Regions from separate parts of the Homo sapiens genome. Here region 2 is linked to region 1. The links are chromatin loops, found by intact Hi-C in ENCODE. Cell type or tissue: PC-3. All regions are shown on one strand. Links, peaks and the distances in the headings refer to the core of each region. The heading gives the core; the rest is flanking DNA.

What was found. Peaks named below come from ENCODE experiments on the same cell type or tissue, not always from the same donor. Only the 100,000 strongest peaks of a DNase experiment are listed, where the experiment ranks them.
Region 2: it touches region 1 in a loop (16-fold over the local background); 1 of 110 quality-filtered maps calls a loop at or near these places.

What each region holds. Positions count from the first base shown.
Region 1 is chr7:13,738,806-13,747,156 of GRCh38, reverse strand. All of the region lies in intron 3 of LOC105375161 (a long non-coding RNA gene), which reads right to left. Among named protein-coding and RNA genes, the nearest start is that of ETV1, 250 kb to the left of the region's middle. In PC-3, for the core only: CTCF peaks have their summits at 4,019 and 4,220; DNase peaks (open chromatin) are centred at 4,246 and 4,876; H3K27ac peaks cover 2,112 bases.
Region 2 is chr7:13,410,460-13,418,810 of GRCh38, reverse strand. The region is part of intron 2 of LOC107986770 (a long non-coding RNA gene); the gene reads right to left. Among named protein-coding and RNA genes, the nearest start is that of ETV1, 580 kb to the left of the region's middle. RefSeq lists an enhancer at 6,717-7,516. In PC-3, for the core only: a CTCF peak has its summit at 7,484; a DNase peak (open chromatin) is centred at 3,870; H3K4me3 peaks cover 533 bases; H3K27ac peaks cover 318 bases.

The DNA of each region.
Region 1 (8,351 bases), core at 16-8,015:
CTAAGTATAGATGTCCAGAAGAGTACTGTACTATATTAAAGCTAGGTCATATTTTCAAATGTGATTAACATTCTTAATGCACTCTTTTTTTTTTTCATTTAACTTGCCTGGGTAAATTTGCATAACTAATGAAAGTTATACAGCCCACAACACAGCTCCCTATACCCTAGGTATTTCTATAAATATCTTTGAGGCTGTTTATGTTGAATAATATTTATGAATTATGAATGCTTTTTCTCTCTTTCTTCTTTTCTCTAGCCCACGCTTATACTGCAAGGCACTGTTAAAATAGCCTGCATACTCAATAAATGGCTTCTGTACAACAGCTCAGTAGAAAAACAAAAAACAAAAAACAACCTGGTGAGGAGATGACAGATGTTTTTCCCAGTTTCTTCCTCCAAACAAGAATATTAGGTATAAGGCTTTTTCCAGGAGATCTCTGTGGAAACCAATTTTTGTGTTTTATCTTGTGAGCATACCATTGAAAAATGTTATAGAAGCAAAAATTGACAATAATTACTATGGTATAAAGTTTAAAACCATTTTCATCAATAGGCTAAAAAATCATTCTGCTTTTTATGTTTTAAAAAAATTTTAAACAAGTAAATTAAAGTCATGCTCTATGAATGATAACTCTATAGTAATTTAGTATAAAGAAAGGTTATTGCTTTCAGTTTATACTCACAAAAACTTTATTTAAATGTCTTCCGTTATGTGTTATTTTTTAAAAGAATGCTAGAAAGGTCAAGTTTATGATATTAGATATATAAATGAGAATCTCTTAAGATACTTCTTATAATAAATACTTAGGGACTAGTATTTAATACATTTATTTGAAGACATTTTGTAGACTAGAATTAATAAAAACCTAAACATAATAAATCTATGTAGAAAGAAGCATTAAGATTTGAAGGGTGAGGATATAAAGGATGATGATGGGCAAATATTAGCAGTCACTTTTTATTTATTTCCTTATGGTGTTATTTAATTATTAGTTTAGCTTCATTTCATTTCTTTTCTTTCTTTTTAACTGTAGGATATGTATGTTGTAATCTCTGGAAATTTTTTTATTGTTTAAAAATGTCAACTATATTTTTCATTAACATTATGAATCTTTTTAAAGTAAAAAAACCCCCACTTTCCTACATTATTCTAAAGATTAAGACATTCTGAGGTGGCCATATTTTTTTGGGCTGGACCAAGTACTTCTGACAGAGAAGGGCATTCTGGTCCCAACTTATTTACACCCTGCTCTTTCACAGCAGCACAAAACAAATTAAGAGGTTTTAATCAACACAGAAAAGTTCTTTCCAAATCCAAACAGCTGGTCTGAATAATTTATTCACTTTTTATTTAAACAACCTGCTCTCATTTTTTTCTGATGTGTTATTTCTATTCTAAAAACTACAATGCCCCATCTCCAGGTTGCGAAACATGAGCCTGAATTCTCTAGTAGAGGGAAGTGTAACATGAAATGAATGTGTTTGCATGTAACAAATGAGGAGCAATTAAATGTTATTAAACTAATGAATAAAATCAAATGTCTATGGAGAGTCCCAGTACAATTCAAGACACACACACAGTAAAAGGACTAGCTGCAGGTTTTGCTAATGTTTCAGCTCAAGGGTGTATATTTTTATGTTTCTTTTTTCAATAGGTTAGGTGACAAGCAGAAAGTAGAAGACTCAGTGATATGAAGATATACCCTTTACTCTGAATTAGTTTGGGAGAAAAAAATGACAGCTATTTCCATGACAAGGTTCTTAGGAAGAACCTTGGATAACATGTCGAATACAGCTCCCCAGGCATCTGTTGGTTTTAAGGATCACGGTGCGTTGAGTGGAGTAAGAGTCTAGTGTTATGATAGACTATCTACTCAAGTGAACCATTCTGCCTCCCTCACTGTTATTTCAAGTGGATAATTCATTCTTCACTGTCCATCTGAAAACGTAGTGATGTAGAGTGGACAGACAAAGAATAGCAATGAGGCTGCTTTTCAGCTAAGGTGGGGCTTGTTCTATAAATCCAATATGGGGGCAAAATGCAACATGATCTTTTCTTTTAAAGCTGATAAAATGGCTTAGAGTCACTTGCCCTTCCAAAATATCAACTAAATTGGAAAAATAAGTGCTTAGACTTTCATGATGATGATTTGGAAGGCTGTCACTCATGTGGATGAAAATATTTTGATGTCCACTTTCCCCCTTTTCCCTACTGTGCCAAGTTTTATAATCTCATAGCTAGAGACTGTATGAGGGTACACAGTCTAAGCAAGGGATACTGTACAGTCGTGGTGGGAGAGAGCACAGGCATTGAATCACACCATTTTGATTTGAATCCAGTATCTATTACTTACTAGCTGTGGGATCTTCAGCAAGTTAAGTTACCATCTATAAGCCTTAATTACCTCTTCAAAACAGTGGGATAGTAATAGTGCCCAACAAATATAATCAAATGAAATGACAATTATGAAGCGCATGACCATGTACCTAGCATAGCATAAGCACATGATAAATCTTATTTTACCAAGCTATTTTTTTCTGGAGAAATGCAACTTCAACTCTCATAAGGACTTTGTAACAGAACTGTATACGTATCTTTCCCCCAGTTTAAGATATAAACTTATGGCTGATCTAAACATTCACACACAGACACACAGACACACACACACGTCGTTTCTCTGTGTCTGCCTCTATAGCGCTCTCATTCTCTTTCCTGTATACATACATGCACACATACACACATATACATATATAAGTGAATATAGTGTGTATTCTACATACATACACGTTTTTGACTATCAGATAAATATCTATGACTTCACAAAATTTGGATTTATGAGGTTGTTAAAAGGAACCACAGGACAACATTGGAGTAAGGAGAGAAAAGAAAGACATTAGTGTGAAATCAATGTCACAAATCACAACACTGGAGTGCAGTCAAGAAAGTTGTGTATGAAACTTGTTAATCCGTCTTCTCCCTGGAAAGCTTTACTTTTTCTGAGAGAACTTAATATCACCTAGGAATTATTATATTTTTCCGCAGTCTCCCCTGTTAACTAATTCCCTTGTTGCACACATAGAGGTACAACAGTTTAATAAAACAAAGAGTGACTTGACATTGCCAGCACAGGGTTGTTTGTGTTCACCTGTGACATTTACAAGTGAAGACATACAGAACCTTCTTTTGTTTCCTGGATAATCGTTCAGGTGTTAAAGAAGTTGATTCAGTTTTAAATGGCATGATTTTCTCAAGCCTTGGAAAAATAATTGATGGATTTTCTTCTTTTTTCATAGCTCAAGTATACAAACTGCAAAGTCATGTCTAACTGTTTAATTTTACAAGACTGGAAAATATTGAATTTAAAGCTTAGGCTTTAGTTTAGGTTTATTCCTGGTGTTCAACACTGTCTAAACTTTCACAGGCAAATCGGAAATGAAACACAATTGAAAGTAAACCATGCTTTTTCTGCCTGAAAGGGGCCTTAATATTTCATTTTATGTTTTCAAATGGAATCTAATGAGAACGTGATTTTATACAGATACCTTGTGTCAATTATTCCTTGTATTCCTTCTAAAGCGATCTGTGCATTCAACTTGAAGCTTCATTAAGGATCAAGCCAAGTAGTCTTTAAAAAGTACAGGGTTTTGGTGATAGACAGATGGTGGCTTTCATGATGTCAGGAAGTGTCAGATATTATCGTTGGCTGCGGGATGGTGGCTACTATCCAAACAGATTGGGAAACAGACAGAAAGAGCAAGAACACCATTTGTTTTATTTAGATACATTGTGAACAGAAGGAAGCAAGACAGAGCATACTTTTACACATCTTTTTTCCACTCCTTGTGAAAACAGTTTAGGATTTGTTATGTTATATTAGCCCTTTCATTATGCAAAAACATGTGAAAGCCAGAGACACTGGTAAAAGAATTTGTCTCATTGTGATTTTCTATGAAGTTTGTTTATTTTTATTCTTACAGAACATGGTTTTTTAAAAAATTTCCTTTCATTGGCAATATTGAGTGCTAGAAACAGAGGGAGCTGAGATGTTGCCCTTTAGAAGTGCTATACTGTTAAGAGAGTATGAAGTGAGTATTGACTTCATGATCCAGAATGAGGGCTTCTCAGAGAACCTTATCAAAGATTCAGTTCCAAAACTGAACTTGCTTGTTTGTGATGAAGCTTAGTTATTTCTGTAAGGATTTAATTCACATTGGCAGCCAGAGGGCAGCATCAGCTCCAGACAAATATGCTGGTCCAGTTACATGAGCAAAGCTGAGTATTTACTCAGCAGTAGACGTAGGCATCAGGGCACTGTAGCATATTGGTGGGGGCCTTCCTAATCTTCATTTAAAAGAAAGTGAAAATTTGCTAGCATATTCAATAGATAAAACACCTTCAAACTTTGCTTTCTGAGAGTTACTTATATTTACCTGTTACCATAATCTTCTACTTTATCCCATAAGAGGTAACCAAATTTTTGACATTTTGATGTATCAGAGATCTGGTGCCACAATCTGCTGTACAATTGTGTCCCCAAACCAGAGTGAATATATTGGAAATGTGGTTCCTAATGCAGCTCCCATATATTTGAATGTGAGGGGCCAAACTAAATAAGGAAGAACACGTTGCTCATAAAAACCAGTAGTATGGTGTTATATAGAATGCAAATATTTAGGACCCGGAAGGACTTTGGAAGAACATTTTAGATTAGTGGTTTTCACCCAGTGCTTCAGAAAGTTCCAAAGTTTCATGCAGGCCCTTTATGGGCTGTGCTAGAGGGTGAGTAAAAGGTCAAGACTCCACTCCACTATCTCGGCTTCATCTCAACAGCTGTGTCAGTGATGTGGCTTTCCAGCCTAGGGACAAACAAGGATTGGAATCTTGGCTTAAGAGATGAGCATTCCTGTAGTAGAAAAGTGTAAAGCATTTGGCTGGGGCTGAGTTGGCATGACTGTATTTTAATTGCTCCCTAAGTTCAAACAGGAGTCAAATTCCAGAATGAGGTTTGGGATAACTATGTTACAAGGTAGAATAACCTTCCTCTCACCTCCTTCCACACCCCACTGATATTTGAGGCCTGAACATGATCAATATACCCAGAGGCTTTAAAGAGAAAGGAGAGCCTGAAAAAAAGTAATCTTAGCCCCTTCCTAGGACCCCCTAAAATTGCACAAGGCTGTACTTCAGTCAATGCTGTCTAAAGCACTACAGGCACCTCTTTTGTAAATGAGCTACTCCACAGCAGCATAAGAAATATTGTGAATTATTTACTGGGGGAGTCTTGAAATCACAATATACATACTGAATAATAACTAATAGTTTAATCATGTGTTCATTAAAAGGCAAAACAAAACTCTCACTTTCCTTTGGTTTTTGAGACAAGCCCATATATAAAGGGGAGAACATCCTGAGACACCTGGTGGAAAGCTGGTCTCTGGATTGTGGGAGGGACTGAAGTAGACTGAAAAGAAGGGTAGCATACACCCTTCATGCTAAGGGCATCCTGATTCAAGAGTCAGTCAGTGAATCTCAAAGAATTTCTACAAAGTTTTGGTTTATGCAGTAAATTTTATTGCTTTACATGAAATTAATCCTTGTTCTATCTTGGAAAGAATCTGAAGCATTTGACAGGTTAAAATTATGTTTCTCCAGAGCATGAATTTAATATCAGCCCTGGTTAGAAGTCATGAACTGTTGCAAGAACTCTTGTAAAGAGAAGTGTAATGTTAGAATATATGCTGAAGCCAATAATTTATATCATGGAATTAAAATATCTGGGAGTCATCTTAAATCTCACTTGGACTTTCAGCAGTAGTACACATTGAATCTATATTTTGGTGGGCTATCAGAAGAGGAAATATTTGATACATAATTTATTGCTCAAATGTTATTATTAGGTTTCAAACAGCTAAATGGAGAATTGTGTGTAAATTAAGATGTCATTGCATTAACAGTTCAACTTCTTATTTAAAAACGATGTTGGGGCTTGTTTCAGTGTACTTTTCTATGAAGTTTATTTTTAATTTTACAGAATGTAATTTATTTAAAAATTTCCTCTCATTGAAAAATATTGAAAGCTTCGAACAGAGAACTAATTTTAAGCTCTGCAAAATATTATTTCCTCCTAATTTTAGGAACAGGAAAAAAAAACCGCCTTACTTTACAAAAATAGACAAAAATTACTTGCCTAAGCTGCTTGGTGTTAGTCTCACAATTTCTAGAGCTGCAACCTCTGACCGAGTATTCATTTTTCAAATCACATAGATAATTCCGTATGTCACCATCCAACCCTCAATACATTTATACACACTCACTTGTTTAAAACAACATTTTGAAACGCATGGTCTGTTGTCATAACCTACCTCTTGTGGCTGGAGATTTCTAAATCCCACACACCTACCTAATAATGGCATGAGACTGTTCTGTTGTATGATTGATATATATGTATATCTCATATGTAAATACATATCTATGTACTTTTTTATTTTTATAACACCAACTTTGTCTTGAAGTACTTGTAACTTCAACCATAAAATTTATGCCTTTTTAGAGACAGAGGGAGAATTATAGACGCTGACACTCATTTTTGGATCTCCCCAGTTTCTGAGAGAAAGAGCTGAACTGAACCACTGCATATTGAGAAGGAAGAAAACCCTGAAATTCATTCTTAATGTAATATGCAGAGAAGACATATTAACTCTTATAGCAAAAAGAAAATTCATCTACATTCTTATCATTCAAAACAGCCTAAACTGACATTTTAACACATTTCCTTATGGTCTTTTTCTGTTTTTGGCAGAAGTGTGTATCTGTTTTTTTAAAAAATTAGTTACATCATACTATTGTATACAATTTAAAATACTATTTTTATATTGGACTTTTAACAGCATTCTTGAGTAGTGGAGTTTGTACTAATTAATTTTTATGCTTTTTATTGTTATTTCTTCAATATTCAATTTCCCCCTAATTTTATATTTATCTTATAGCCAGAAGAAAGTGTTTAAAATAATGAAAATAAGAAAATCAATATGGCAGCAGTTTTCTAGGTAGATTTGAGTTAGAAAAGTAAGGAAACATGAAGCTATTTGGGATAGTGACTCTTGGTAGGAACTTGGGAGAATGAACATCTTCAGCATCTTCAAATTGTAACCTCCTGCTGATAAAGGGTTCAAGTGATGTCAGTAAGATCTATCCCCCTTGGTTACGTTTTGTCTTGACTTTCTTCTCAGACTCGATGGAGGAAAGTTATATACTTCAGGCTCACAGAACTGCAACACCAGTTCAGAAGAATCTGTTTCCCCAGTAACTCAGAATTCTGTAATTGAACTGTGTTGACACCGATTGACTTGATTTGAGTCCTGTGCCCACTCTTGAGCCAGGAGGGAATGAGCTTGTAGACATGTTTTGTAGACATGTCTTGTAGACAGGAGAGAATGAGCTGACTGGTTTTGCCTATTTCATGTATTCAAATCCAATAGGTATTCATGTATTCAACTTCACGTTTCATGTATTCAACAACTTCATATATTCAACTTTATATTTCATGTATTCAACTTCAATAGGTTTTGCCTATTTCGTGTATTCAACTCCTAGACCCTAGGGGTGAAGTCTAAAAAGCATGATTGAGAATGGAATGAAGAGTTTACTCATATCAAAGTTCATGTAGTAACACCATAAGAAGAAGAAATGACTGCTGGGAATAAAAACTAACAAATTCCACTAGAACTTTTATGACAACACACTCTCCTTAATGTCTTCCTATCTCATCTACATACCCTCATGTACTTCCTATCTCTTCCCATGACTTCAGTGGTTTTAAATACATAGCTATGTTTTCAGTGCATTCCCTTTTTGTCTCTGCTTATCTGACTATATCCCTTAGGCAACTTGATCCACTTTGAATGCCTCAATCAGAATATATACATATCAAATATTTATTTCTATACCAGCATTCTCTCCTCAGGAGGAGCCCTGTCTATCTATCTAAAAGACATCTCTATTTGGATGTCCTGCCCTAAAACTTCACAAGTTCCATAGTGAAAATCTTACCTACCTTTATAAATCTGTGTTTTTCCTGTTCACCTTCTCTTAGGGAGTGGCACCTTCTTCCCCATTTTTCCATGTCCATTACATTTTAAATCTTACTGCCTTGTTATCCTTTGATATTATCAATGTCTCTCCATCTCCCTTGCCACTATTCTATTTTTCCTGTGCTGCAGTACTGGTTTTCCAGCAGGCTTAGCTGAGGCTGGGTCCATCTTTCCCTCCTGCCAAAATTAACTTCCTAAAATCTGATCAGGTCAGTTCCTCTTGAAACCCACAAATGATTTTCCATTGCTCTCGGAAGA
Region 2 (8,351 bases), core at 222-8,221, 330 kb after region 1:
AGTTTGGTTGGGTATAAAATCCTGGTACTATACTTTGTTTTTTTCTTGAATATCTTTAAAAAAAAAACCAGTGCTTCACTCTTTGCTGAAACTCGATTTTGCTACAGAAATGTTTGATGTCAAATATTATTTTCTTGCTTTATAAGTGACTTACTCTTTATGTTTAAAAGCATGGGAGATTTTTCTTTTTCTTCAAACTCTAATTTTACTGAACTATTTCTCAAGTTGACCAGGTCAATTTTTCAAGTATAACTTATACCATACATCTATGCAGAATTGATCAGTTCAATCAGCAGAGAGTTTAGTGACTTTTTTAGTGACTTTTTTAGTTTGTTTGCTTTTTCAGGTTTTTTGGGTCCGTTTTTGTTTTTAATGTTAACTGTTACTTCTGTTTTACTGTTTTAATTTTCTTATTTATGAAAACAAATATTCTAACTCAGGAAAAAAGTAAATGTTATATTTAGTGGGTCATTTTATTTATATTTTCTCTTTATACTTCTCTTTTTATTTTGGCTTGTTTCAATTTGCTTTTCTATGTTCCTTACTATAACTTACTTAACCTTTGCTCAGAAAATTCTATATTCTACAATGTATTATGCAGTCGTTTCTTTCAAGAGTTTTATAGTTTCTTGTTTCTCATTTTCTGCTTACTTGTCTATCTGGTCTTTGCTTTTCATTTATATTTTTATTTAATAAATTTCTTTCACATTTTTAATTCTTATCAATTTATTTTAACTCATGTTGAATTTTTTTTGCTCCCTTTTCCTTCATGATATGATTGCAACTGCCAATTTATTTTATTATTATTGTCTCTTCCTTTAATAATTGTTACATGGATGCTACAGTTTTATATTTGAAACTTGCTTTTTATATTTGAAAGTTGAATTGGTCCAGATTATCTGTTAATGGTGAGGCTCCTGGTACCTGGGTAGAAGAATGCTCAGGGTAGACTTATGAGTTCCTTTACCAGGGGCTTATGCTTTTTATTAGCATAGCTTACTTTGGTTCATCTATAGCTCTTATATTATCTACCTGATTCCCTTCTCTCATTATTGGCTGTCCTTTTATAAGAGAGACTGATGGCTTCCAAAGCTCATCATTTTCTTTCTTTCAGAAGCAGTACCTTTAGAAAATGTTAATTCTGGGCTATAAAATGAAAATTCATCTCTGACTTAAAGTGAAATTAACCACATTCTACATAGAGAAGCAAGCCACAAACCTGGATTCAAAATAAAGGGAGTAAGAAAAATTGTTGGGTACCTCCTTCCATGTTTAGATTTCTTGTCTGGATCACCAGGTGCCCATTAAAACAGTTAGATTAACATATTTTCACTGTAAGGGTTGATCTTTACATTTTGCTAAGACAAAAATGCAAGTTTTAGAGAAATGTCTTCAGTAAGATTCCCTTTTTTATATATCTGAAAGTATCCAAAAAAGATATTATTATGAATTTCAATATGCTAGGTACTGATCTCAATCTTACATGCCTTAATTATTTATGCTTAAAACAAACCTACAGTATAGCTATTCTTATTATCGCTTTACTGATAATAATACTGAAAAACAGAGAAGTTAAATAACTTGTCTAAGATATGATACATCAAGTAACCATCAGAGCTAAAACACAAGCTTTGTCAGGGTGTCTTCAGAGTCTGCAATCTCAAATCTTAAGTGGTATACCAATCTTTCTCTGTGTGTGTGTGTATTTACATTTATATTACTTATATTTATTTGAATAGTAAATTTTTATAATGGCTCTCACCGAATTCCTTGATTTTTGTGACTTCCTATAACTAATAAAATTCATAATAATAGAATGTGACTTCTAAGATTGGGCCCTACAGACTTTGCAGCTTCTGTTTTCACCTTCTTAGAGTGCTTCCATCATCATGGAAAGATGCCTATTACAACTTTTGGCCTATGAGAAATCAGGTGGTGGAGAACCAAGGTCACCTGACCAACAGCCCCCAGAGCTTTACCAGGCATGTGCAGGAGGCTATCCAGGACAATCAGGCTCAAGGTGCTGTTACAACTAATCAAAAAATGCATGACTGAGGCCATCCAGCATCACGTGATACACAGAGGAGTTAACCCAGACAATTCCTACCCAAATTGCTAATCCATAGAATTATGAACATAGAAATGGTTATTTATTTAAGCAGCAAAGTTTTGGTGTAGTTTATTATGCAGCAAAAGATAGCTGCTACAATATAAATTTATATTTGCCTGGAGAAGGAGAAGAAAATAAACACATCAAATTTTATACTAGTTAATTAAAGGAAGAATAAATTATTTTTTTTAAAAAAAGCTTTATGTCAGGAGCAAATGCTTATTGGCCAGTTTTGCTCCTTGCTTCTATGTAAAAGTGCTCAAATTGTGGGACCCTCTTTTGCCTCCTATTTACTCATTCCACATTAGGGGATGTAATAAAAGTTTTCTGGAGAATAAATTGGTTGGCTTGCCAGACCACTTCCACTTTCCATCTTTGAAGTTTGTTGACTCACAGCAGCAGCCCCTTTACCTATTGCACAGCAAGGGCCGATTCTCTTCTCTGAATAACAGAGCAGGATGTGGGGAAATCTGCTATGGTCATACTCACATGACTACATAGGTGGATTTGCCTAGTGCGATGGCTCAATATAGAAAAGCCACATTCTGTAATGATAATAATGGTCCCCCATTGTGATATCACTTTCTTTCTCAATTGGTTCAGAAATATGTATTATTTTGTTGTAACAAACATTGTAGAATAATATAACTGAAAATTGCATAGTTTGAAGATGTGTTCTAGGATAGATTAATGTCATAGCTACGAAAAGAATTAGTATCCTGCTAGGCAAAGTGGTATGATATTTTGTTAAACTGATTTTTCAAATATATCTACATAGGTCTTAAAAAATCTTTTTTTGAGACAGAGTTTTGCTCTTGTCGTTCAGGCTGGAGTGCAGTGGCACGATCTTGGCTCATGGCAACCTCTGCCTCCCGGGTTCAAGCGATTCTCCTGCCTCAGCCTCCTGAGTATCTGGGATTACAGGCATGCGCCACCACGCCCGGCTAATTTTGTATTTTTAGTAGAGACGGGGTTTCTCCATGTTGGTCAGGGTGGTCTCGAACTCCCAACCTCAGGTGATCCGCCCGCCTCGGCCTCCTAAAGTGCTGGGATTACAGGCATGAGCCATCGCGCCTGGCCTTAAGTTTTCTCTGAAATTTTCAATGACCAGGTCAAATGTCTAAAAGGGTAATCCATTTGCTCACACTTTTTTATACGTCTGGATAATTTGATATTTAGAAAGAAACAACAGATAAAATGTGTTTATTCATTTCAATTGTATTTTGGGCTCCCTTGGAAACCCCACAGAATAGCCATCTAGAGTGATTTAAGTGTAATTGATCTTTTAGATTGCTTACATAACCCTTTGACTTTGGTTACTATATAAAGCTGCAGACTTGCCCAAAATATTTTTGTATCATCATGTTTCATTTATTTTAGAAAAGTATGCTGCACCAAGCCAAACTAAATGGAAATGCCTGAGTTTACAGAAGCATTCTATACTATGACCTTTAAGTCACCTGGAAGAGGGCTCAAAGCACCTTTTACTGCTTAATCAAATTATAAACCTCTAAATTTCACTTCTTTCCCAGAAAGAAAATATACAACACTATTATAAAATAGCTCGTTGTTCTATAGACCTAGCTATAATGTAGAAAAAATTCAGTCCTCTGATTATATATAGATCTGTATTCTAAAACAGCTGACATAGCAAGTTCAGCCAACATCTCTCCTACTGACATGGAATGACTCAGTGTAACCACAATAGCCGTGACTGAATTTGGAAAAACTTCTCATGTCTCCGAATAGGGCTACCTGATTTAGGAAACAATGTAATCATCTACTGTGATCAAGCCAGGTAGCTATTTAGCCAATCTTTAAACACTTCCAGAAAAAATAGATGTTTCAGCATCAAGTCAAAGTTAGCAAACACCGATTGTTTGACCCTGCAATGACCGGCTCCAGTGTAACAGACTTTAAGAGACAGAGTAACTTAAAATAGAACAAGAGTGCAGCCATCTGGAAACCAGTGCAGCACAGTGTATATCAAATCTACCAAGGCAGCAGGAGATACACCTGCAGGCTGAAAGATCGCTATGGCAGTGTATTGCAACACCTTGCAAAGTCTAGCACAAGCCCCTCATGCAGCACACAGGTTCACAATGAAATTTGGTTTTAGGAAAGCAATAAAGAAAATACACTGCTGGTATGTCATTCACTTGGAGGCAAATATTCACTTACAGTAATTAGCTTGAATAGTGAGATTTTAATCATTTCATTCTCAACATAAATATTTGGCTAATCAATATGAAAGGTATTTATTTTCTCTATAGTTGGCTTTGCTTCTCAGCATTAGTACTGTGTGACAGATGGCTGATGTCATCTTTGCTTGGAAAAACTCAGTTGGCAATATTAGCATGGCATATTTCTGGGGACTTGTGATATGCTATGAGATGATAAAAAATAAAAGGGTCCAAAAGGGAATTCCCCAAAGCAAATATATTTATATGATTTGACACCATATTTTACTAATCCATCATACAAAGATATATATCCCATTTAATTAATGTTTTATTGAAACATATTCTGGTAAATATTAACAATGCCCTTGATCTTATTTTTTGAATTCTGGTAGTTTACAATATCATAAGGTTGTTTACATTTTCGTTGTCCCTATATTTGTCTAGTATATGCAGACAGAGCAGTCTCTTAGTACTAGTAACTGTACCCTCAATTATACCAACAATGATCAGTTTATAGCAATGAAAAGACTGGGAGTGTGCTGTGAAAAAAAGTTGACTTTTATGAAGTTCTCATCTGATGAGTCTAAAGTCACCCTTATTACTTGGTCCTATATTACAGATTTTGTTATTGCTGAAAATGGTCCATTACTATACTTTTCTCTCTACATTCCCTTTCCTTTATGCTGCCTGTAGCCACTAAGTGGCATGTGTCAAAACTTTTTATTTTTCTTTTTCAAGATAATTTTATTTTTCATGTTATGAAAATGTTAATGTAATTGTACTAATCTTCTTTTTTACATGTGCCCTAAAACTTAAAGTATAATAATAATAAAATTAAAAAAAAAAACTTTTGCTTTTGAAAAGGAGGAAGAATATGGGGTCAAAACTAGGATGCATAGTGGGGACACTAGAGGAGGAAAGGATATGAAATTTTTAAATTTTTTTAATGGGAGAAGGGTCTTTAATAATGAAATGTTTACTATTTTCAAGAACTCTTCTGGGCACTTTACATAAGTTAACTTATTTAATCATCTGAACAAACCACTGAGGTAGGAGCTTATGTTGTTTCTGTGAGAAAACTGAGGCACAAAGAACTTAAAAAAACTTTCTCAAGGTCTTTGAGCTGCTTTGTGGTGGAGTTGGGTTACAAGCTGAGATGGTTTGGCTCTAGAGTCTGTGTTCTAACTCTTATGCTAGAGACAAGAAAGCACAAAAGTCATCTGTGGAAGGAAAGGCAGAGTAGTAATTTTAGAGCCTGACTTCTATCAACAAATACATATTTCGTTTATACAAAAACATACCTCATTGAAGAAAATGATTATATCTTTTGTCTCTTTTGTTTCTTACACAGAATGCTTAACGTGGTTACCTTAAAAAATAAATTAAATACGAGCAATGACCATAACAGTAAGGAAGTGATTTTACAAATTGAAGGACAATTCAGAAAAAAAAAAATTGCGAATTTGCTAGTGTGTATAAGAAAAAGGAAAAGGTCAAAACAACAGCACTTAATAATTCCTTTAAGAATGTGATAATTTCCTATAAGACATTATTATTTCATTGAGGTTCTGCATATACTGTATATACAATTGATGGGACTATTAATTAAAATGAACTAAAAAGTTTCCTGAATTTAATATTAGATATAGTAGTAATTCTTGTTTTAAAAAAACCTACATAGTCAAATAATCAACACGTTTTCTCTTTTTCTTGTTTTAATGGCTCCAACCATTGGAATACCTCTGAATTATTCCATTTATTGATATTATTTTAATTTTTCCAAGAATCTCCCAAGTGTAATATCCATAGTCATTCAGCAAAGAGAAGTAGATATCATATATTTGGTTAGTTTATCTGCTTTGAAGATTTTTCTAAGATTTCACATCTCAATTATTAGAAACTAATGACAATTACTTAATTATATAAAATTTGACCAAAAATGTTCATGTTTAAATACATCTTTTTCAGGTATCACAGGAGTTTATTATTAACAATTTTAATCTCAGACTAAAAAGCTAATAAAAATGTTTACATATATATAATTACAGCGATACTATAGGTACTATTTCTATATTAATGTGAGGTATTTAGCAGATGTAACTAACATAAAGGTGACTAACATCTTGAGACATATGCCTTTGTCGCCAAGATTTAATAATCTTCATGTACCAGAGAAGGATACAATTAAAACATGGCCATGCTACTTATAAGACAATGTTCTTACTCATTTTTCTTGTTTATTTTTTAAAAGGGAATACGGTAAAATTATCATATGTGACATCATTAAAGAAAGTTTCCTGCTGATCTATTATCTGATAACATTATAATCAACAAATTATAATTAACCTAAGATATTTGTAAGTACCTATGTCGGCCTCGACCATTATGCCAGCAAATGTGTAACAAATCGGCCTTACGATGGCAGCATAAAGGTGTCCCATTTCACCTCGCTTATGTTCACTGTGCATTGCAGACAAACCCGGCTACAGCAACTGAGAAATGGAAACTGACAAGAAAACATTAAAACTGGTTTAACAGTGCTGTGTGTTTCTTCTCTAAGTATGATTAAATAATCATAAGAACTCCTCTAAGGGCTAATCTGCTATATTTTCCAGATTTTCACCTTGGGGACATATTGTCCCTTGTTACTGAAACCTCAGGGACAGAAGGGGACGCCACAGGGTGGCACAGCAGGAAGCTGAAACACTGATGAAACAGTGTTCAGTTAATGAAGGCATGGCCCATGGCCTCCGCTGCTCTGCCATATGTTTGAAGAAATGCTAATGACTGCAATTCAAATACCTTTTTCATCTTAACTATATGTAAATGTGTTTATAAATGCTCTCTTATAAATATACGATCACATTTTTAAAAGCCAAGTGCTAATGTTGCTTTCAACATCTATAATACACAATAATTAAAACTTAAGCAATTCTGCTTAATTATACCTTATGGGAAACTGTACAGTAATTTATAGAAATTAAGCAGAAAAACAAAGATCAACAGAAATAAAGCAGCAGTTGAGCAACTGAATAATAGATCACTTTGGTCATTAATTTACAACAGCAAAATCATTGTAAGTAAAAGACTTCAATCCTCATTCTTAAACAGCTGACATGTGAAAAAGAAGGTGTTAGAAATTTGGGTATTCCTTTTCAGAGCACAGCATGAACTGATGGTGGCACTGTCTACTTTCTTACTTTGTTCTTATGCTGCCCCCCAAAATCAAGTGGTAATTTCTAGTTGAAAACTTTCATTATTCTAATATGAGACATCTATCCTCATTTTCTTACACTTTTCCTCAACATTGCAGATAATTATTTGCTGGTAAATGGTCTCTTTTATGACAGATCCAGTTGGTACCCAGTTTGGGATATGCTGTACATTACATAATTTTTAAAACTACCCTAAAAGCTAAGTTGACTAGATCTATAAAACTGCAGATAACTATACATTCTAATCAGTAGAAATGACAAATTCTCACACCCTAAAATGTTCCCACTAAATACCAAAAATGATTGTTTGTGGCTTAAAATTCCCATTAATTAATTAGATCAATAAACTTACTTATGCATGTATTAATAGGAAAAAACTTCTAAGTTTGCATTAGCCATTATTTTGAGATATTTCATTAGAGTTGCTATTTTCTGCCATTTGTTTTCATTTCTAAAACAAAAATATTTGCTTAAACTTCTCTATACTACATCTCTGACTTTTATTTTGTCAGTAGAAATTTTTTAAAATGTTATGTAATTAATTATTTTACTGTCTTCAATAGCTGCTAAATTTCTAGATTTCTTAGTTCTTCCCCCACACGGAGGTTATGAAACTATTACTTTCATTTTCTTCAATGCTTTATGGTTTCCATTTTAATATTTATAGGCTTACTCCATTTGGATTTAAAAAAATAGAGAAGTAGGGATCTAGTTTTATATTCTTTTAAATAGAGAGCAATTTTTTTCAGACTTTTTTACAACTAATAGTTGTACATGTTCATGGGGTACATAATATTTTGATACATTTAATGTATAAACAAATTTTTCAACACCTTATTATAT